Regions from separate parts of the Homo sapiens genome. Here region 2 is linked to region 1. A link is a loop called in an ENCODE intact Hi-C map of the cell type or tissue named here. Cell type or tissue: ovary. All regions are shown on one strand. Links, peaks and the distances in the headings refer to the core of each region. The heading gives the core; the rest is flanking DNA. Region 1 has its middle 55 kb from the start of GLI2. Region 2 overlaps CFAP221 (cilia and flagella associated protein 221).

Region 1 (2,914 bases), core at 91-2,590:
GAGGAGGCCTGCTGTTTGTAGTTCTGATCTTCCTCTGTGTTGCAGGATGCTCTGCATGCCTGGACACCCCCAAAAGCCATCCACACCTTAAGTCGCTGGGACCACCAAAAATGTGTGCATACCATGGAGAACAACAATGCTGGCCTTTCCTGGTCTTCGTCGCCAAAAATCTGCTGTCGCAGGAGGTAGCACGTACCTGGTGCGATAACATGCTGGGGAAGGGGCAGCGGGAGAACATCAGCCTCTCCACCCTACCCAGACCGGACCATGGGTGCCCAGGCCGAGGGGAGAATGAAGAGACAGGGAGGGTCCACAGGAGGAGGCATGTGGTGGATCCCAAGGTGAAAAGCCCAAGATGGGCTTTCAGGACCTGAGGGCAGAGGGGAACTGAGCCTGTGCCCCATGGAGTGCCTGAGTGTCAGAAGATGACCATGGCACTGCGGAGATTCCTGTGCCATCGAGGGGCACGGGAGCCATCACGTGCTCTCCTTGCCCATGCTCCTAGGGTGGCTGAGAAGCTGCAGGGGAATTTGGGGGCCTGAAGGGCCTGTGGGCACAGCCACAGTGGAACTCATGCATGGATGCCTCTGAGGACATCCAAGACCAGGCGCTCACACACGCACGTGCGCTCCTCACAGTCCTCACACTCTGAAGCATCACCCAAGGCCCTAACCACAGAGCCCATGGCAGTGAGCAGCGGGAACCAGAATGCACTCAGGCCCAGCGTCCTGGTGCAGCAGACACAAGAAATAGAATCCATGTCCAGCTCTGGGAGATACACGAAGTGCCCCCTCTGGCACACCTGCGTGTGTGCTTTCTAAAAGACTAGAAAGCAGGAGGCAGCATCGTGCCGTGAAATGCCTGCCATGAAGCAGGCGGCCTTGTAGGCTCAGCACTGAGCCAGAAACACCAGACATACAGCCGACCAGGAAACTCAGGCCAGCCTGGGGCTCCCTGCCACACGCACAAGGCAGGGAAAGAAACCGAAACATAGACCGTTGCAGGTGAAGCCCCTGTACTCGGTGTCTGTTGCTATGCTGGGTTCATCCTGACTCAAGCCTCCAACACACCTGGGCTCTTGGACAAGGGCTAGGTCAGACGCACAGAACCCACTGTCCCGGGCCTCCCTCCCCTCCTTCCAGACCGGCCCTCGATTTTCTTCTCGGAAGAACTGCTGTGGAGTCAGGTGTCCCAACTGTGACATTGGGGCGCCACCTGGTGGTCATTATGCATAGTACTGTTCCTCCTGAACCCGTGTGTGTGTGTGTGTGTGTGTGTGTGCGCGCGCATGTGCGTGTGTGTGTGTGTGTGTGTGTGTGTGTGTGTCCCCGTCCCCATTTGAGTTCAATGGGCCACTGGCCAGGAGCAGCTTGGAAATGAGTAGCCTTTACTGCCTGGCAAACCTGATTTCAAATCCCAGCTCTGCTACTTACTTAATAATTGATCTTGGACAAGCGACTTAAATTCTATGAGCTTGCTTGTTCATCTGGAAAATGGGCATAATAGTATTCCTTCCCTTGAGCTGGGCACAGTGGTTCACACCTGTAATCCCAGCTACTCATGATGCTGAGGTGGGAGGATCACTTGATCCAAGGAGTTTGAGACCAGGCTGGACAATATAGTGAGACCCTGTTGCTAAAAAAGCAAATATATTAGCTGGCTGTGGTCGTGCACACCTGTAGTCCCAGCTACTAGAGAGGCTGAGGCAGGAGGATCACTTGAGCCCAGGAATAAGAGGCTGCAGTGAGCTGTGATTGCGCCACTGCACTTCAGCCAGGGCAAGAGTGAGACCTCACCCCTAAAAATAATAGTAAAATTAATAATAATAATATGCCCTCCATTACTGGGTTGTTGGAGGGTGGTCATAAACTGAAGCCACCACCGATTCTTCTACCCATGGTCAGCAGTGCTGTTTTCACACGGGAGGCCGGCTCCTGCACGAGGGCACAGGTTTCATGATGGATGACTCTTGTTTCTTCCCGCTGCCTCTCAGTCATGTTCCTGCCTCACATATCCCTCACCACCGAGTGCAGTCTTGAACTCACAGCAGGAGCTCCCTGGAGTCAGTGGGCACCCATCCTCAGCCCAGCACAAGCCCTGGCTGATGTGCTTGGTCTAGTGCCTTCTTTGTTCATACTTTTAACTGAGGGCTGCTGTCTGTTTGGAGCTGGTTCCATACCAAACAGCATTAATGGAGGCTCGGCAGGATGGGAGCAGGGCCAGCTCAGTGTAGGGTCTGGTCTGCCTGAACAGGGCCTGGAGTGTGCCTTGAGGGGGCATTCAGGCCTCTGCAGATGCACAGAGCAAGGAGAGGGTTGGGGAGCAGCCCAGGGGCCGGCCAAATGGGTCACTGCCAGCTATTGAGGGTTGGGCTGGGCTTATCCCAAGGGGCACAGCCAGTAAAAGTGGGCCCCAATTGCAAAGCCCAGATGTGGAGTGTGCTTTCCTTATAAGCCTCAAGGCCCCCATTCCTGTCCACAATTATACCTCATTAGAAATAGATGATATGGCCAGTGGCTTTCAGAGGGCTCCAGGGGAGGTTTTCCCTGTGGTAGTGAGAGTACACTTGCTCACCAAAGGAGAGAAGGCAGGCGCGCCCCGGGTACCAGCCAACCCCACTCTACAGCTCAGGCTGCCCCACCCAAGCCTGCATGAACTGCCCAGGAGGAGAGATTGGGTCCACGCTCCACTCACCAGCCAGACCCATCTTGGACATCTCACAATCTTCCACCCTCTCTCTTCAGGACCTGGCTGACCCCATGCAGCACCTGCTCACATCCTGAGCAGCAGAGAGGAGCTGCTCCTCTGTAGGACTCAGGAAGCTCACTAGCTGGGCAAGGCCAGGACAGGCATCCACAGCAGAGGAAGCCACGTGGGCCGAGGCGTGGGACAGAGGTCACGCAGGGGAACAAGG
Region 2 (2,914 bases), core at 161-2,660, 1.0 Mb before region 1:
ACATTTTTGCTAATTTGCTTATTTAATAGCTCTTCAAAACCATAAGATATCAAAGAAGTAGCCTGGTGCCTTTTCATTAGACTCTGCCTGGCCAATCGCTGACTCCTGAGCCCTTGAATTCGCTTCTTCAGTTCACTATCCTTATAAATACAGCTAAGTGAGTGATTGGTGAACAGATGTGACTGGTGTCCCAAAATGATTATCATCAGCTGTCAAACAAAGTTCCAATCCTCTGATCCAGAATGAGGCCCACCCCAAGGTGGCAGAGCCCTGGCATGGCTCCAAGAGTGGCCAAGAAACCTGAGCTCTGCCACCAACCAAGATCAGTAGGTGATCTTTACACACACCCCAGCTCCCACTCGGGTAACCTGGATCCTCTGACTCAGAAACTCACCAGGGAGGCTACATGACCTCCAGGAGTCATGTGACCTCAGCCATGCCCCTTGGCCAACTCTCTGGGCCCAGTCCTCTTGTCAGTAAGACAAGGGGATTGGACTTGTTGCAAAGGCCATTCTCAGCGTTGATGTTTTAATTTTAGTAAGAGTACAAGAGCTCACCCAACTTGTAGTGTACAAGTGCAGCCGTCCCATCCACCCACATCCACCCACACCTCCCCAGGTATTTGAGGAGATAGTTGGAATCTGGGTTGTGACCCCAGAACACTGAATTTGACTTCCTCCTTCATCATCTTCATTGAAGGGCTTCATTGGTAAGCTCTTCCTGAACTAAGCCAAATGCAGCTGTACGTCATCTACGTCAAGGCTTTCCCATGTGCCGTCCCCTTGGGGTCACTTCCTTAGGGCTTCTCTACTCCTCTCCTTTGCCTGAAGATTAGCATGCGGTAAACAAAAAGCACCCAGCATAGGATTTGGGACATGGCAAGAGCTCAAAAATATGCTTCTTTCCAATTATTATACTTCATCCTTTCCTCAACCACCCTATTGCCATCTGAAAACCAGCATCCTTGTTCTACATTTTTAGCATATTTCTAGAATGTCAAATCTCCAGAACTGGCGGGAACAATGGCATGGAAGAGAGAAGGAAAGCTTTGGCATGGGAGAGACCTGCCTCCATTGTACACTGGATGTATCACCAGTTCAGTCCTTGGGCGAGCTACGTACTAATGAAGCCCTTCGAGCAATAATCTCCTCCTCTCTGAGGGAGAGGCAGTGATGGCATCCTCACATTTGTGTGTGTGTGAGGATAAAAGTGCAATGATCTTGTGAAGCATCTAGCATCATGCCTGGTGCATGCTTAGTAACTCTTCTCTCACTTCTACCCTCCTTCCCCGCCCACTAAGCGGCGCAGTCACTCCATCGCCACCAGATGGCGATAGTCCGTCACCACATTGACAGACTGCCTCATTTTGCTGCGGGGTGAGGATGCTTCAGAACTGACCTATGCAGTCAGTAAACCGGGTCTGGGGTGCTGTCAGCACACTGAATAAGAAAAATGAGGAATGGTGAGAAGTGGCGACCCGCTGACCATGTCCACCCGTTGTCAGCGTGTACCGTTCTTGAGAATCAAGAAAAAGCATCCTATTTTCTTTCCAAAGCAATGTCCTTGGAAAAAAATCTCCCGAGGCTGTTCTTTCAACAAGCAGTGAGAATGCAGTTACCTTGGGCTTGAATAACCATGAATTAAACATGAACTCTCCATGAATTAAAGAAAACTCTCGAACCATGAGTTGTTACTTTCAGCTTATGTGCCTGAGTGCTCTTGTTGGGCCAGTTTGTTTCTAAATAAACTGCAGTTGCATAACAGCTCATAAAATCAAGGGAGGATTCTGTATCTATCTTCTTAGCATGGATTTCCACGGGATGTAAGACTCTAGGTCATGTTTTTATTTCTGAAAACAGGTACAAAATAAGAAGTGTAATTCCTTTTTTAAGTTCTGTCTTAGTTCGTTTGGGCAGCTATAATAAAATACCATAGATGTAATTTATGAACAACTGAAATTTATTTCTCAGTTCTGGAGACTGGGAAGTCCGAGATCAAGGTGCCAGTAGACTTGGTGTCTGGTGAGGGCCAGCTTCCTGGTTCCTACATGGTTGTCTTCTCACTGTGTCCAAACATGGCAGAAAGGGGAAGGGAGCTCTCAGGCCTTTTTTTTTTTTTTTTTTTTTTTTTTAGATGAGATATCACTATCTTCCACGCTGGAGTGCAGTGGCATAATCATAGCTCACTGCAGCTTCAAACTCCTGGGCTCAACTGATTATCCTTCCTCAACCTCCCAAGTAGCTGGGATTATAGGTGTGCATCATCATGCTCAGCCAATTTTATTTATTTATTGTAGAGATATGGTTTTGCTACATTGCCCAGGCTGGTGTTGAACTCCTGGCCTCAAGCAATCCTCCCACCTCAGCCTCCCAAAGTGCTGGGATTACAGAAGTGGAGCCACTGCACCCAGCTTCTCAGGCCTCTTTGATAGGCACTAATCCTATTCATGAGGGCTCCACCCCTATGACCTAACCCACCTCCCAAAGGCTCCATCTCCAAATACCATCACATTGGGGGTTAAGTTCTTGTTATTTTTAATGTAAATAGGGATAGGGTCTTGCTATGTTGCCCGGGCTGATCTCAAACTCCTGGCCTCAAGTGATCCTCCCACCTCGGCCTCCCAAAGTGTTGGGATTACAGGTGTGAGCCACTGCACCTGGCCTGGGAGTTATGTTTCAACGTGAATTTGGGGAGAACACAAAATTCAGTCCATAGCAACTTCCTATAAATCCATTAATGATATTCCAACTTTGCAGCCATTTTGCTTGAATAAATTAGCTCCTATTACTTACGAGGTTTGCCTTGTATCTTTTGCCCCTGACAACTGTTTGTTGTTAAACCATGCAATATAGTTAGTGTTTATTTATTCCAAGTCATTTTTGTATTCGTAATAATCGAAGCAGCTCATTTATTT

The links. Hi-C counts contacts between places; a loop is a spot of excess contacts. Peaks named below come from ENCODE experiments on the same cell type or tissue, not always from the same donor. Only the 100,000 strongest peaks of a DNase experiment are listed, where the experiment ranks them.
Region 2: a loop joins it to region 1, with 6 times the contacts of the local background. A loop is called at or near these places in 16 of 110 quality-filtered maps.

What each region holds. Positions count from the first base shown.
Region 1 is chr2:120,679,246-120,682,159 of GRCh38, forward strand. No RefSeq gene overlaps it. Among named protein-coding and RNA genes, the nearest start is that of GLI2, 55 kb to the right of the region's middle. In ovary, for the core only: a CTCF peak has its summit at 1,218 (motif pointing left); a DNase peak (open chromatin) is centred at 1,196.
Region 2 is chr2:119,640,429-119,643,342 of GRCh38, forward strand. All of the region lies in intron 21 of CFAP221 (cilia and flagella associated protein 221), which reads left to right. Among named protein-coding and RNA genes, the nearest start is that of TMEM177, 37 kb to the right of the region's middle. In ovary, for the core only: a CTCF peak has its summit at 1,349 (motif pointing right); a DNase peak (open chromatin) is centred at 1,333.